2 separate regions of the Mus musculus genome follow, and region 2 is linked to region 1. Evidence: chromatin loops called from intact Hi-C (ENCODE). Cell type or tissue: heart. All regions are shown on one strand.

Region 1 (8,000 bases):
TCACCATAGCAAGGTATAAAGATACAGTTATGCCTTGTTTTATATAAGTTAGAACAAGAATTTTGAGACTAGGTCTAAAATTTGGAACCTTTGGTTGAGGCCAAGGATACGCATGAAGGCCTGAAACTGAGGCTTCCTACTCTGGATTGCCTAAGCCTGTGTCAAAACCCTGTTTCAAAGTGATTGGGGGATCAAACTCAGGGCCTCTGGTATGCTAGTTCATCCTTCTGACCCCTGAACCACACCTCTAGCACCCTAGACTAGGATACTCACAAAATAAGGGTTTCATGAAACTTACATTTGTTTTGATACAGATGTGTGACCTGAGTTCTAATATAAAATGTAATTCTTACTATGAGGCTAGTAGAGAAGCCGATTAAACAGCAATACTGAGAGTGCACATCACACTGCAGTGGAAGCCATGGACTCAGAGAAATGTCCTCTGACCCAGGGGAACAGGAAGAATCCAAACTTTCTAGGAGAAAGTTGTGCTAGCTGAGACTTACCATTTGTTTTTAACTTTTTCCAATTTTTTATTAGGTAGTTTTTTCATTTACATTTCAAATGCTATCTCGAAAGTCCCCTATACCCTCCCCCCACCCTGCTCCCCTACCCACTCACTCCCAATTCTTGGCCCTGGTGTTCCCCTGTACTGGGGCATATAAAGTTTGCAAGACCAAGGGGCCTCTCTTCCCAATGATGGCTGACTAGGCCATCTTCTGCTACATATGCAGATAGACACATGAGCTCTGGGGGTACTGGTTAGTTCGTATTGTTGTTCCACCTATAGGGTTGCAGCCCCCTTCAGCTCCTTAGGTACTTTCTCTAGGTCCTCCATTGGGGACCCTGTGTTCCATCCAATAGCTGACTGTGAGCTCCCACTTCTGTGTTTGCCAGACACTGGCATAGCCTCAGGAAAGACGGCTATATTACCATTTAAAAAAAAAAAAGTCAGTTGTAGAAGCTGCAGGTGGTGATGGGAAGCAGACCCTTTAGAGGAGACCCTTGTGGAGTTTCTATGGTCAGGGAGAGAGAGCTGCACTCCCAGGAAGGCTACGCTTGGCTGCATACAATGAATGGTCAGGACTACTTCAGAGTGCAGTACTTGGTGTGAGGTCAGTGGGTGGTCAAAAGGGACTCTTAATCTAGGTAGAAATGACAACACTGGATTGACAGGAAAGGTTCTGTAAGTAGGCCTCTTCTCTTGTCCCACATTTCTGATTTCTGATTCGTGGAGGTTTTAGGGCATAGATCTAAGAGGAAAAAAAGCAGCAAACTAACTTGAGGGAATCTTCCTCAAAGAGGAAGAAGACGGGACTTTCCGAACACGTTGCAAATCATTTCTCCACCCTGCTGGACCTAGCTGCTCACTATTGCCACCTTAAAGTTGGTGGGCCTTCCTGTTCCAAAGTGGGAGCGTTCTTGGCAGGGGTTGGAAGCCTGGAAACAGAATGGTAACTGGGCTGGCCAAGCACTTCCCATGGAGAGTGGAGAAAAGGGAGACTTGGTACTTCCCATCTGATCCAGATTATCTGGTCAGAAAATAATGTGAAAGTAGAGATCAATTCCAAGATGTTTACAGCCAGTTTTGAAATGCCACGCATTTCTGGCAGTGCCATTTACCTTGCCAAATGTTTCGTTTAGGTTTCATTTTACATTTCCTGATCACTTCCATCAGAGCTCCTGAGGCGTGAGAGCTTGGCAGCGGTGTGTGGGGGTGGGTGGCTCGGGAGGTCCTGGTGCTTAAAAGCTGGGCTGTCACCATAAGGCTCAATTGATCAATATTTGTCTACCTGCATCTGCTACAGAGTACGTAGCTCTGTGTATGTGTGTGTGTTCTGTATGCATGTGTGTATATGTGTGTATATGTGTGTATGCATGTGTGTATATATGCACATTCAGGTACACCTGCCCATGTAGGAATGTGTGAGGCCAGAGTTTGACATCGCCTTATTACTTCAGCTTATTTTGAAATTCTTTTTCTTGAGACAGGGTCTCTCTCTCTCTCTCTGAACCTAGGGCTTGCAGTTTGGGGTAACCTGACTCCCACTATCAGGGATCTGCCTGTCTCCATGCCCAACCCCAGCATGTTAGGGCTACAGGGAGCACCCAGATCCTGGCTTTTACAGAAGGCACTTTACTTGCTAAGTCATCTCTCCAGCCCTCTAGGTGGCTGTTTTTGACCTAAGCTTTGTGATATCTCATGGTGATCTTCTAAGCAATAATACTTCCCATCTATGACACAGAACACAGGACCACATCCATACCCCTCAGAGGCAGCCAGCACTCACTCCACTGCAACTCAGATCAAAACAAATTTGGAGCACTAAGCAGGCTGTTTACAGATGTTCACGTGAACTGTATTTTAAGTCCTAACCAGTCCCTTTCGACTGAAGCGCTGGACAGACTAGAGGCCTCTTTTCCTGTTATTCACAGGATTGCTGCTTCCAGACAAGTTAAAAAAAAAAGTTTGATTACATTTCCTGACCAGGAGCTTACCTAAGAGGAAATCACTGAGACAAAGGGTCTCTGCACCAAGGCCCCCACAAGAGCCACAATGGCTGAAGGCCGGGTGGCAGCCACTCCCTACCCAGGAATCCCAAGCATGCCTCTGCCCCTCCTTTTGGAAGGTGCCAAGCAAGGCTTGGGGTCTGGTCCAGACTAGTCTCGCTGGAATAAATCAGTTACAGGCCTAAATCTGGTAGTCCAAGGAAACTCTCCATTTCAATGTAGAGTTAAGCACTCTTCTATTCTCACCGCAGAGGAGGCATTTCCTAGCTAACATCTTACAGGGCAAGACTGTTCAGAGGAAATTTTTAGTCCTTAAAAGGTATTCTGTAGCCCGTCTACACTATCCAAGCAAATAGTTTCACATCGCATCGAACCTTCTTCCTAAAAAGAAGGTCTGGCCAGTTCAGGTAGCCCGTGTATGGTCTTGGAATGTTTCCCATAGGTTTTTGGATTCAATTTCCTGAAAGAAAAAACCAGTAAGCAAAGCCAGCCAAGGTACTAGGGGCACCACCACTCAGGACCGCCTTTCTCTCTCCTTTACAATCTTCTGTATGTGTTCTCTTGGAAGGGATGTCTGGCCCCACCTTCAGGATAGATCTCCACCCCTTTCTGACCTCCACTTTAGATTAACAGTCCTCGCTCAGCTCACACTCCCTTTCTTAGCCATACACACACCTCGCTGAGGTCATCCTCAGTGCCTCTGGGAAGGGGAAGGAAACGTGAGCAAAAGCAACAGGTTCCACCCACTGCCTGAACTTGGAAGTGGATACCAGGGCGCGGTGAAGGGAGAGGAAGCGGCCAGGGGGAAGGTGGAAAGGAAATGACAGGGCCTGACCACTGGTCACTTGAGCTCCTACTCGGCATGTGTATTTGCCTGTGAGGATGACAGGAGGTCCTTCTCAGGGTCACTTGGGGACTTCCGCGTGGACTGGGAGGCATCGGGTCCGTGCGGGCCTCCAGGAGGCTTTGCTTGGATAAAGAGCCCAGCCAAGAGGCCTTGAGGTGCGTTCAGCACACAACCCCCTCCCCAGGGCGCGGTCCTCCCACACAGCGAGGTCTGTAAACCTAGCGCCGCTACCCTCCCTCCCCCGCCTCGCCTCGCCTCGCTGCGCTCTCCCAGCCCGCTTCTAGCTCCAGCCTCCGGCGGGGAAAACCGGGCGAGCGGACTGCGCCGCACCCCGCAGCCTCTGGGCATGCTCCGTGGCGGGACCCGGTCTGCCGCCGCCGCCGCCGCCGCCGCCGGGAGGGCGCGTCTTCCCTTCCCCAGGGCGGCGGCGCCTGCAGTGACAGTCGCTGCGCGCCCGGGCCCCGCACACCTTTGACGGAACCAAGCGCTGAGAGGTGCCATCCTGCTGAGGCGTGGGCCGACAGCGCCCCCGTGCCCATCCTTCCCGAGAGGGGCTGGCCGAGGAGGCACGCAGGCGGGATGTGCCCTGCGACAACTGCGGTTCCTTAGAAAGTAAAGCTGAGCTCGCCCGGCGCGGGGCTCCCAGCGGCCGCCGGGAGGGGGCGGGGCGGAGCGGGGCGGGGCCAGGTTGGGGGTGGTCCCAGTGCCCCCGCGAGGTGCGAAATCAGATTCTGCCTCCCTCTTGGGTCCCGCCCCCAGGGAATCAGAATTCAGTGGGAAAGTGTTTGGGAGAATCCTTGGGGTGGAGTGCTAGGAGGCGCCTGGCGTAAAATGCTTCACACAAAGTCCGTGCGCGCCCCTGGGCTATGAGGGTGAAAAGTGCGCGCCCGAGGCTGCGCACCCCTTTGCTAATTTGCGGGTTAGTTAACCGGAGGAAGTCAACTTGTGCGGGGAGGGTTGGAGGCAGCTCAGGCTGCTGTTGGCTCCCGCCCCAAGGCCTCTTAGGGCGATCGCACCTCACGGCTGGCCGGCGCCGCGCGCGGGGAGGTCCGGGTGGGCAGCGGGCGGCCGGAACAGTGGGCTCTACCCGGCCACTCACTCTTTCTGCCTCCCCCCTCCCCAGGATTACCGAGAGGATGGGATGGATCTAGGCAGTGACGCCGGCAGCAGCAGCAGCAGCCGCGCCAGCTCACAATCCAACTCCACCAAAGTGACCCCTTGCTCCGAGTGCAAATCCTCATCGTCGCCGGGGGGTAGCTTGGACTTGGTGTCTGCTCTGGAAGACTATGAAGAGCCCTTCCCGGTCTACCAGAAGAAGGTGATTGATGAGTGGGCTCCGGAGGAGGACGGGGAGGAGGAGGAAGAGGAGGACGATCGAGGGTATCGGGATGACGGCTGTCCGGCCCGGGAGCCGGGGGACGTGAGCGCCAGGATCGGCAGCAGCGGCAGCGGGAGCAGGAGCGCCGCCACCACCATGCCGTCCCCGATGCCTAACGGCAACCTCCATCCGCACGACCCTCAAGACCTCAGGCACAATGGCAACGTGGTGGTAGCTGGCCGGCCGAACGCCTCTCGGGTTCCCCGGCGACCCATCCAGAAGACCCAGCCTCCAGGGAGCCGGCGCGGAGGCCGAAACCGGGCATCTGGGGGCCTCTGCCTTCAGCCACCGGACGGCGGGACGCGGGTCCCGGAAGAACCCCCTGCGCCCCCAATGGACTGGGAGGCATTGGAAAAGCATCTGGCCGGGCTGCAGTTCCGGGAGCAGGAGGTGCGAAACCAGGGTCAGGCGAGGACCAACTCCACCTCTGTAAGTTGGCCCGGGTGCGTGCCCACGCGCGCACACCCGCGTACACACCTCGCGCGCAGCCCACACGCCCCTTCTCCGCGCTCTCGCCGGGGGTGGCCCCATTCATCCTTTCCCGAGGGTGGGGGCTGGGCCGGAGAGCCTGCCTCCTGCTCCCCTGGGGTACGCTTGCTCTGTCTGGGAGCTGTCTGGGTTTACAGGATGGGCGGAGAGAAGGGAGGGGCAGCCAGAGGGCAGCAGAAAGTCGGGCTAGAGGAACCCGCGACTCATTTTGATGGAATTACTTATGGAGACTAGGTTGTGAGTCACTTGCCTGAAAATAAATCTAGGGAGATTTCCTGACCGAAGTCAGTGCCTGCGGGGGCTTTTTCACACTATAATAGTTGTGGCTTTGTCCATCCTCGTGGGTCTTCCAGCGTCTCCCCTCACATCTCCCCCTGAGCCAGGCAGTGCCTGTGCACATGAACTCAGTCGCCTGCCCACACCTCAGATCTGACAAGCGGGTGTGTTCCATCCCGGCTCCTGGATTTGGATGGATTAAAGGCCCTCCTCTGACTTTTCTTCCATGAAACCTGAGCGATTGCTGACCTGGAGGAACTGGGTGAATTGAACTGCCAGGATGAGGGAGGGGGTTGCTGCCTCTGCCTGACTCACTCCCTGTCGGCGAATCCCTTCTTGTTTTGATAAAAGAACCACTTATAGTTCCTTACCGGAGGCTACTGCCTCAATTCTGGAAAAGCCAGACAGGGAGGGGTGCTGGCGTGGAGCGGAAGGAGGGAGAGAAGGAGGGCTGCATCTATAATAAGCTCAGGCAGGTTTGTACTTGTCTCAACATTTTTTTTTTTTTTTTTTTTTTTTTTTTTTTGCCCCAGAGAGGAGAGCAGATAAATGACTTTAAAAGAAAAGCACCATGAACGTAGCTCTCCCTTTTATCACTGTTTAAGATAAAGCAACAGTTGTAATTTGAAATCATTAGTGATATCCCTAAATAGGGCTGAAGGGCACAGTTTAAATGAGCTGCTTTCTGTGTGTGACAGCTGTGTGACAGTGTAGGAAAATGCTTGCCTCGCAGGTGTAATTTGGCTACTCTGAGTCTCCCAGGTTCCTGGAAATTGGGTGCATGCACTTCTGACTTGGGGGGTGAGGGGGGGTGGTAACAGAGTTTCACAGAGAAATTGGCACAGTGTCTGTCAGCGCCCTTGGTTGACAGAGCCCATTGGTTAGTGTCCCTTGAGAGATGACCTATTAAATTAACACACTCGTTTTAATCCCAGCTGTTTATAAGTTTGCCATGCCACCCACAGACGTGGAGTCTTTCCATTAAGCCAATGTTATTTCTTGTCCCTTGCGATACGAAACATCCTCTCCCAGTTAAACTCCCAGGATTTGAGCAATGATTGAAGATCAGCAGTTACATAGCTGTAACTGGGCTAAGAGTCTGGTAAGGTGAGATAGGGTAAACGGTCTGCCCTCTGGGAACTTGACATTTAAAGGCTTGCGGGGACAGAACCCTTCTCAACCCAGTGCTCACACATCCTCTTGATATGGTAGGCAGTTGTTAAAACCTAAGGTACTCCTTCCTTCCTTCCTTCCTTCCTTCCTTCCTTCCTTCCTTCCTTCCACAACAATTTGGAGTTTCTTCCTCCTTGTTCCCAGATTCTCAGGCTCCCTGCTCTTCTAAAGATGTGTGCTCTTGATGTTTTTAGAAGTCATTGCACTTTTTTTTTTTTTAATTTTTAAAGAAGTTTAAAGAACACACACACATGTTGCGGTAAGGCACATGTATGTACCATGATTTACATGCGGAGGTCAGAGAAAAGCCTTTGGGAGTCTCTTCTTGTGGGCCGTGAGAATTAAGCACTGGTCATGAGGTTTGGCGGTGCTTTAACGTGCTGAGCTATCTCACAGGAGGCCGGCTTTGGTTTGTGTTTGAATAAAGTTATTACTACATGTTTGCTTAGGATGGTGTTTTCAAACTAAGATATCCATGAAGTCACCTTAATGCTTAAAAACCTTGCAGTACATACAGACACAGTCACACAAAGCCTGGTGATTTCTATGACTTTCGGGTTTGTGTATGCACTGTATGGTCATCTAAAGTTTGTTACTCTGGGTTTCTGTTATAAAAGTTTTGAAAACAGCATTTAAATTCTGTTTATCGTTGCCTGGAGTAAGCAACCATCTGGGCAGGAACTGGAGAATAGCAAATAATTGGCTTGGCGTAGAAGGCCTACCTTTGAAGGAGGCAGTCTAGTCCACTGGCATTGTGCTTCTCTTTAGAACGATGTATGTCAGTCAACACATGAACAGGGCTGGGTGCATCAGCAGCAGGAGGCTGTAAAATGCAACAAAGGGGCTAAGTTCTCTTTACTGTATAATCCAAGAACCACTTCAGGGATTTGTCCTTGCTGTTACATCTTCAGTTGCTCTATTGGTTTATTTCCCTGATTCTTCCAGACTGTTCAGCTCTCACCAGCTCTGAGAGGTTATTCCTGGCCCCCCTTCTTAAAGCGGAGTGAGAGCGCCCTTCATCCTGCCCCCACTTTTGCTTGGTTTTCTTAGCGAGATAGCATAGTTTTGTTTATGAGTCCCCACTATTTTGGGTGAGCTGGTGCAAGCCTTTAAACCCATCACTCGGGAGGCAGAGGCAGGTAGATCTCTGTGAGTTCGAGGCTAGCCTGATAGTAGAGTGAGTTCCAGGACAGCCAAAGCTACACAGAGAGATTCTGTTTGGAAAACCCAGAGACGGGACATCTAGCTGAAAGTTCAGGGATCTTACCTCTGTTTTGGTTTGGATTTGGGAATTGTTTAAAATAATCCTTTTAGGTTTACTTACTG
Region 2 (8,000 bases), 510 kb after region 1:
ATCAGCACCTGCACACACACGTACACACACACACACACACACACACACACACATACAAGCATGTACACACCCCAACCACCCAGATACCAGTGATCTTTAATTCAACCAAAACTGAAGAATCATATTGCACCAACGAAATACAATGCTACATTAATTATTTTTCAAATGGGCTATCTATTGATATAGAAAGATAACTATAATATTCAAAAGAAAAGCAAGATGTATAGCAATATTATAAAACTTAGGGTCAGCAAGATGGCTCATCAGGTAAATGAACCTGTCACACAAGCATGATGACCGGAGTTCAATCCCCAGAACCCACCTAAAGGCTCTGGAAGAAGGGAATGGGCTCCACGAAGTTGTTCTCTGATCTCCACATGTGTGCCTTAGCATGCCTATACACATACCGTGTACACATACTACAAAACTTTTGTAAAATACAATTCAATCCCTGTGTGCAAATGAAAAAGATGTTATAGATTTAAGCTGGCGGGTACTAAAACACTTCTCTGGGAAGATATATAAGAAGATATATAAGTGATGGATAACAGGAAGAACTCAACGAGAAGTGATAATTATTTCCTCACCTTTTTTGGGTACAAAGCAGGCGCTTGCAACTGCACTATGCCCTCCCCCAATACTGTTTGACATTTTTAATCACACTCAGTAATATAATAAACCAGACTGGCCTTGAACTCACAGAGATGCACCTGCTTCTGCCCCCCAGGTGCTAGAAGGCCTGGACCAACACACACAGATTTGTTTTGTTTCTCTGAGACAGAAGCTTAATAGTCCAGACTAACCTTAAACTAGCTGTGAAAAATAATCATGAATTTATTCTACTCCTGCCTTGTCCACCTGAGTGCTGGCAATACAGGAGTATACTGTCCATGATAGGTTTTATGCAGAGCTGAGAATCAAATCCAGGGCCTCTTTAAGCACTTTACCAACCAAGCCTACATCCCTAATCCCTAAATGCCTATTTCATCATGTTCACATTCCGACTTACGTCTACTCTATAGCTCTCGGTTATATCTCTTCTTCATTACGCAACTTAGTTTATAGCTGTTATAAAAATGTCTGTGCTGCCAGGCATGATGATGCTTGCCTCGAAGTCCAGATAAATAGAAATTCAAAGCTAGCCTTGGCTACATAGGAAATTCAAGGCTAGTCTGAGCTATAATGAGACCCTGTTTCAAGGAAGAGAGGGAAGGAGAGAGGGAGGGAGATGTTTGTTCTGACAGGGCATGGTTAAGTTCATTTAAATTTGAGGCTGTCGTTAAGTGATTTACTGAAGACCACTCCTTTCCACGTTAGTTAAGACTTTCCATACTGATACCAGCATCCGACTCAGTGGCCAGCACTACTGCTTGTTTTACCTGTTGCCTTTTCACTAACTCAGAGATCCATAAAGAACGGCACTTGACTGTCTTTAAGGGTTTATACTCTTAACCACCAAAACCTGTAACAGCAGTAGTCTGTCCAAAAGAACCGTGAATCTTTCCTTTCTCTTGCCTAGGCACTCTTCCCTACTCAGGAAAGAGTGTTTAATATCGATCTATCTAAACCTATGACTGATTTCTTTTCCCTGTAACAACATAACCCATTTCAGTTGTTAAGAAGTCTTCCTTTTTTTTTTTTTAAAAAACACTCTCACTCTATAGCACTGGCTCCAACTCAACACATAGCCCAGGTATTCTAAATGCATGGCAAACTTCCTGCCTCATCTCCCAAGCTACACCCAGCCTGTAGCTATATTCTTAATTTGCCTTTCAAGATCCTTCCTAAATTACTCTTCCTCAAATGCCATCACATAGTAATATCAAATACTTATGTATACTAGATGAACAAACACTGCTCTGAGATAGACATTATCTGTTGATTTTTAACATTCCCAGAGACACTTGATGAGTAAACTGCCCAATTCTACATCCAAAGAAATAATAGGATTTAGGGTTGTTTTCTAACTTTTAATGTGTATACTGCATGCACGTATGTGTGTGCCGAGCACCACCATTGTGCAGAAAAGGGCGTCAGGTCCCCTGGACTGGAGTTACAGGCAGGTATAAACTCTCAGTATAGGTGCTGGGGACCAAATCCAGGTCTGCGAGAGCAGCAGTGGTCCTCACTGCTGAGCCGTCTCTCCAGCCTTCCTGCTTCCTACTTATAGCTTTCTAGTAAGTTCTGCTCTGACTAGCATATACACCTTCCCATATGGTCTATTCTACCTTTTTCTTACATTTACTTTACATGTATGAGTGTCTTCTCTGCATGATGTGGTTCACATGCATGTCTCTCTCCAGGCCAGAAGAGGGCACCGAATCCCTGGAACTGGAGTTACAGACGGTTCTGAGAGCCATGTTGGTGCTAGGAACAGAACCTGGGTCCTCTGCAAGAGCAGTAAGTGCTTCTAACACCACACATCTCCCCTGGCCCAGTCTACTTCTTTCATAGCAGGTATCTCTTCCGCTCAGCTTTGTTGTATTTTAGAACCTCTGAAAATACAAAATACTCCAGAAGCCCCTAAAAAGAATCCCTTTATCCTCTTGGTACTCCTACTAGTCCTCCATACCCCCCCCAAAAAATATTCATTGAGCTTCATGGTGACATTTATTTTATGAAGACAATTTATTTTCAACTAGAAATATAAAGGTACATTATTATATTAGCAAACGTTTATTCAAACCACACCAATCTCCAAACTCCTCCAGACTCCCACACTTGTAGTCCTCTCCAGCACTTCCTGAGAATCACTGAATCTAAGTGTTAGGCATCTCAAAGCCATAATATATTTTAGAACAATGTAAATTCATTCATTAAAGGTTGGTGGGCTGGAGAGATGGCTCAGTAGTGGTTAAGAGCACTGACTGCTCTTCTCTGAAGGTCCTGAGTTCAAATCCCAGCAACCACATGGTAGCTCACAACCATCTGTAATGAGATCTGACACCCTTTTCTGGTGCACCTGAAGACAGCTATAGTATACTTAGATTATAATAATAAATAAATCTTTTTTTTTAAAAAAAAAAGGTTTATTGGTGCTCTAAAATGCCAAACCCTAAATAGGTTGAGGAAAAAAAAAGAGAAAGGCTAACAGCTCTCAATTTAAAAGTTGCTGTATAAATACTTACTGGGGGCAGCGAAATTAATCAGCGGTTCTTTAACATTGGGGAGGATGAGTGATACAGACCGTTTTTCAAAATTATAGGGTCACTAAACATTCAGGAAAACAATGCCAAAACACACAAAACTTGGTATACAATTTTCGGAGAGTCAGAAACTCTGTCCCAACCATCATTATCCTCAAACTCAGGTTAAAAGCCCATTAAGGAAACTAAACCGCTCGGGATTAGGAATTGCCGCATCCATTTAACAACCCTTGCTATTCCTTTCACTGTGTAACAAAGACAAATGCTACTTATGAACTAATTCCCCCATAACGGTAACTAGTTATCACCAGCGAATCCTTTCTCCCACTAGGAGCCCTGCTGGCCAAATGGTTATTTAAACTCAACACCTTTCAGTAGTGTCACTTACACAAAATAGTTCAAAAATCATTGTTATTCATAAATGGACTACAAGGTTAACTCAATAATCCCGGTTTCCTCGCTTTACCTGTAAACTCCACATCCCAAGATCAACACCCTGGTGGCTGGAAGAAGATGGAAAATAACTGATGCTCCCGCAAAGCTCATCCCATCTAACCAAGAGAAGCTAGGTCTTAATGACCGCTACCGCTTCCAAGCCCTTTCTTCAAAGGCTCTGGAGATGAAGAAATTTACCTCAAGTTCCAGGAAAGCGGTGGCGACTGCTCTCAGAGCTCGAACTAGTTACCAAATAGCCTCCCGACCTTTCCGTCACCATAGTGATTTCTAAGCGCTGCGAGCGTTTCCCCCTGCCATGTTCCCGCGATACTTGCTAGGTGCCAGTCACCCGAGCGGGCTCTTGACCCCGCCCCTAACCGAGCCCGCCCTCTCCCTGGAAGGTGTTATTGGGCAACTTGGACCCGCCTACAATTGTAGGCGGGACCCTGCTTGTTTTGTTTTGTTTTTTTTCCTTCTTTTTCAAATTCCTCCAGTTTTTCAAATGCTGTCGTTCTAGAAGTGCGAAACTCTCATTTCTGTTAAAGTCCACAGAAAGGACGTAGCCCTGCTTGCTCTCCCTTCCCAGTCGTAACTTGGCCCTCGGCGCCACGGTCCCTGGGGTAGAGCCCGCGCATGCGCCCGAACGGCCCGAAGATGGCGGTGGGACTCGCCGCACTTTTTTTCAAATTCGCGGGTCCCAGAAACCCTTGCGCGCGTTTGTAACGAATTTCCGTTCGAGTTTGGATTTTAGGCGCCATTTTCGAGTGAAGGACCCGGAGCCGAGACACCGGGAGGAGCGAGGCGGGGGGTCGGCCGTGCCACCATTTCAGCCCGGCTCGGAGTGGACCCGCCGACAGGTGAAGTCCTTCTCTTCTAGATCAGGTTGTCACACTTTCTCCTCCCTGCCCCGCGGGCGCCCGCAACCCCAAGGCCTGGAGCTGGAGCGGCGGAGGCGGCTCGGCGAGCTCCCGTGCCTGTCACCCCTCCCCCTCGGCGGCCGGGCGGCGGCTCCGGCGCCTCTTCCTGGGGGAGGCAGCGAGCCTGGCTCGGCCAGAGCGTCCCCTCCCCCAGGCCGATCCGTCCTGTCTCCTAAGGGGACTGCAGCCCCACTCAGAGCCTCTCCTGGGCACTTGGCATGGCTTACACTGTCGTCCATCGGGACTCCGCCCCGGACCCGGGAGGGTTAGACCCCCTACTATCCCGGAAAGTGACCCAACCCAAGCAGACGCTGCCAGAGTCCAGTTCAGCAGTGTGTGGCGGGTGACTCCGGCTTCGGCCATCCTCTCCGCTGGGGCGATGAGGAAAAGAGACCTGGACTTCTCCGAGGGCCGTCCGGGCGTCAGGACCTAAATGGCGGGGAGAAGGGAGGGGGTTGACAAGTCGCCCGGGCAGGCAGGCGCTGCTGCTCTGGAGAGTAGCCACGCAGCCCCGAAGCTGGACGAACTTGTCTCTCTCTCTCTCTCCCACTCTGTACCTCTCTCCCTCCCTCCCCGATTCCGAGCACATTCACTCCCCAGCCCCGACGGGAGGAGACTTGTCAGCAGACGTCCTTCTCTTATGAGATGGTTCCACAGGGGCGGGGGTGGCCTGAGCGAATTCCTCCGTCCTGGGCGCGATGGCAGGCGCGGCTATGTTTCCCCACGTAGCTGGGGCGTGGGAAAACCCGTCCCGCCCGGTTGCCACTGCTGGGTTCCTAGTAGCCACTTTCCTAGGGACCCGCTACTGGCTAGCGGCGTTGGGGAACGCGGTGGCGGGGTGGGTCCTGGGCGGAGCCCGTCCTGCTGCTGCGGGGCCTGAGCGGCGAGCTGCGGGCCGACCTGACTCGGGACTCTTCTGCCGCAGCCACCATGCGGCGTAAGGGCACCAAGCCCTCCACTGCCTGCCACCAGGAGGAAGGGCCGCCGCCCTCCCAGGACGGTGCCCACAGCGACGAAGAGATGGAGCAACCGGCCGGCGAAGCGGAGAGCGCTGCACCCGCAAGTGAGTGACAGGTCGGGATCCCCGTGCGTCGGAAGCCTGTGGAGACCCTCTGAGGGTGGCGGGGCGCAGGCGACGACAGGTTGATTTGGGAAGCTCCGGAAAGCCGTTCTTTGGTTTTCAGAGGAATTCCATGCAGTTTGCTCTAACGGTTCTGGAAGATATGAGAGTGAGCGGAAAACTTGCGTTGTGAGTTTCTGTGTTTTAGAGTAGTACTGACCTCTTTCTCATATTTCCGCTGAAAGCGGCATGGGTGCTGAGCGCCTCTGCGCCCTTAGACTGGAGTGAATGTGATGTGGAGTTGCGTGACTCGCCCTTTACTGTTGGATTGTCTTTTGGGGCGCAATACTAATTTTTACTTTATAAAGTGTGTCAGTGTTGGGTGACGCGGGCATATGTACATGAGTGCAGGTGCCCCTGGAGGGCATGAACCTCGAGCATCCCATTGTGGGTGCTGAAAACCAAACTTGGGTTCTACACAAGAAAAAAATTGCTGGGCCCCCTAGATTGCCTTTAAAGAGAAGGTATAATTGAGAGCGTAGAGCAGGCGGAGGGTAGAAATTAAGAGCTACTGTGAAATTCCTGTCACCATGTTACTGAAGTTTGTGAGTTTCTTAAGCTGAGCCATGTGGAGAGTTGGATTTTCGATTGTTAGGGTTGCATCTCCTGCATCAGGGAATCCGTTTGTTGCAAGGTTTTCTTTATGGTATATTGAGTATTTTGACTCCTCTAAGTACAATGTGTATACCACACATTTTGTGACTGGTCTGATTGCTTTCACGAATTTTATTTTACATAAAACTAATCTGAAGGATTATCCATCCCCATGAGTTTAGGATATGTTTGTATGGAAGATAAATTCCTAGGTTTCTTTAAGTAACATCCCTCCATTGTGTTCTTTAAATACTAGCAGATGATAGACGTTCAACTAATTACACTAATGTAGGCTTTCCCCTCTTTGCCTCTCCCTTAACCTAGAGCCTCCAGGTGAGGAGCTGGATAACAGAAGTTTAGAGGAGATTTTGAATAGTATCCCTCCACCCCCACCTCCAGCCATGGCCAGTGAAGCTGGAGCTCCTCGTCTCATGATAACTCATATTGTAAACCAAAACTTCAAGTCCTATGCTGGAGAGAAAGTTCTGGGACCTTTCCATAAGGTACTGCCTGCTCAGATAACGTGGAATACATCTTTAATTACAAGATATTTCAGTGTTCTAACGGTCCTGACTCTTTACACACATATGCTCATAGACGCACAGACAGTATGTTGCCTGTGACTTCAACAACAGGAATGAGTTTTTCTTTATCTGATGTCTTTGGTATATCTTTAGCAATATTTGCATATTGAATGGAATCTGTTTTTGTTAGAAGGGAATGTTTTCCCCGTTGACTGTGCTAATGAGTTTTGTAAAATGTCGGGATTAGAATTTGAAGGTGGTTTTTATTTAAATGGTGAAGCTTGTGCTATTGAAGAACATGATGTAAGAAAACTCAGATTGTGTTTTCCTTCAGTTCCCTGGCCCACTCCATTCCTAGGGTGCTTTCCTTTTCTTAATAAACTGCTTTTATTTCTAAAGAGAAAGAAAGAAAAAGTGTTTATCTTCTAATGAAAACTTTTAATGATACCTTTGATTTTTATTACAAATTAAATTATGGAGTAGTTTAAAATTAGTATTAAGTGTGACTATTTAAATTTTTAAAAATTTACTTTTATGCAGCGCTTTTCCTGTATTATTGGACCAAATGGCAGTGGAAAATCCAATGTTATTGATTCCATGCTTTTTGTGTTTGGCTATCGAGCACAAAAAATAAGGTCTAAAAAGCTATCGGTACTGATACATAATTCTGATGAACACAAGGATATTCAGAGTTGTACTGTAGAAGTTCATTTTCAAAAGATAATTGATAAGGTAAGATTTTCTACTTGCACCTTCAAGCAAGAAAAGGAAACATGCCACATTTTGTTATTGTAGATCTGAATTGTTCTTTATTTTACTTTGTGTATAATTAGAGCAATAAGAAATGGATTTTGCTTCTGTGAACATATTTACTTCAGCTTTTTGGAAGAATACAGTGATGTAGGGGCCCTAAGTGCTAATTCAGCATTCACTCACTATAAATATGGGCTTCATTTGAAAAGTTGTACATTTTTTTGCTTTAGGATAAACATTTTAATTTTTAAAATGCAATAATTGACTCTAAAATGTAATAATTAGTAGCTATGTGAGAGAGAGAGAGAGAGAGATGAAATTTTCTAAGGTTTGAACTACCGTGATGAAGTATGTTTTGAAATGGTAGGGGACAGGCATCTGTTTAATAGCTTAGAAAAATTCATGGTTCAAAAAGCAACGGAAAAGAACCTTAAAAAATAAGTGCCCATAGTAAAGTAACAGATAATTGGATGCTGGTGGGGATGTTTTACATATAAAGAAATTTAACTAC

The links. A loop is a pair of places that touch in the nucleus more often than their neighbours do. Peaks named below come from ENCODE experiments on the same cell type or tissue, not always from the same donor. Only the 100,000 strongest peaks of a DNase experiment are listed, where the experiment ranks them.
Region 2: it touches region 1 in a loop (2.5-fold over the local background); 2 of 42 quality-filtered maps call a loop at or near these places.

Annotation. Positions count from the first base shown.
Region 1 is chr3:68,490,093-68,498,092 of GRCm38, forward strand. It overlaps Iqschfp (Iqcj and Schip1 fusion protein), which reads left to right. Exons shown (of 11, transcript NM_001113419.2): 5 at 4,482-5,165. Schip1 (schwannomin interacting protein 1) reads left to right here. Exons shown (of 8, transcript NM_001113421.1): 2 at 4,482-5,165. Among named protein-coding and RNA genes, the nearest start is that of Gm22073, 54 kb to the right of the region's middle. In heart, CTCF peaks have their summits at 3,982 (motif pointing right), 4,191 and 5,386; DNase peaks (open chromatin) are centred at 2,599, 3,259, 4,059, 5,159 and 2 weaker places; H3K4me3 peaks cover 4,699 bases; H3K27ac peaks cover 5,301 bases.
Region 2 is chr3:69,000,653-69,008,652 of GRCm38, forward strand. It overlaps Ift80 (intraflagellar transport 80), which reads right to left and starts at 3,918. Exons shown (of 20, transcript NM_026641.2): 1 at 3,780-3,918. It overlaps Smc4 (structural maintenance of chromosomes 4), which reads left to right and starts at 4,086. Exons shown (of 24, transcript NM_133786.4): 1 at 4,086-4,438; 2 at 5,424-5,561; 3 at 6,537-6,715; 4 at 7,277-7,468. The coding sequence starts at 5,429. In heart, CTCF peaks have their summits at 3,618 and 5,448; DNase peaks (open chromatin) are centred at 3,929, 4,259, 4,819, 5,329 and 1 weaker place; H3K4me3 peaks cover 4,366 bases; H3K27ac peaks cover 3,648 bases.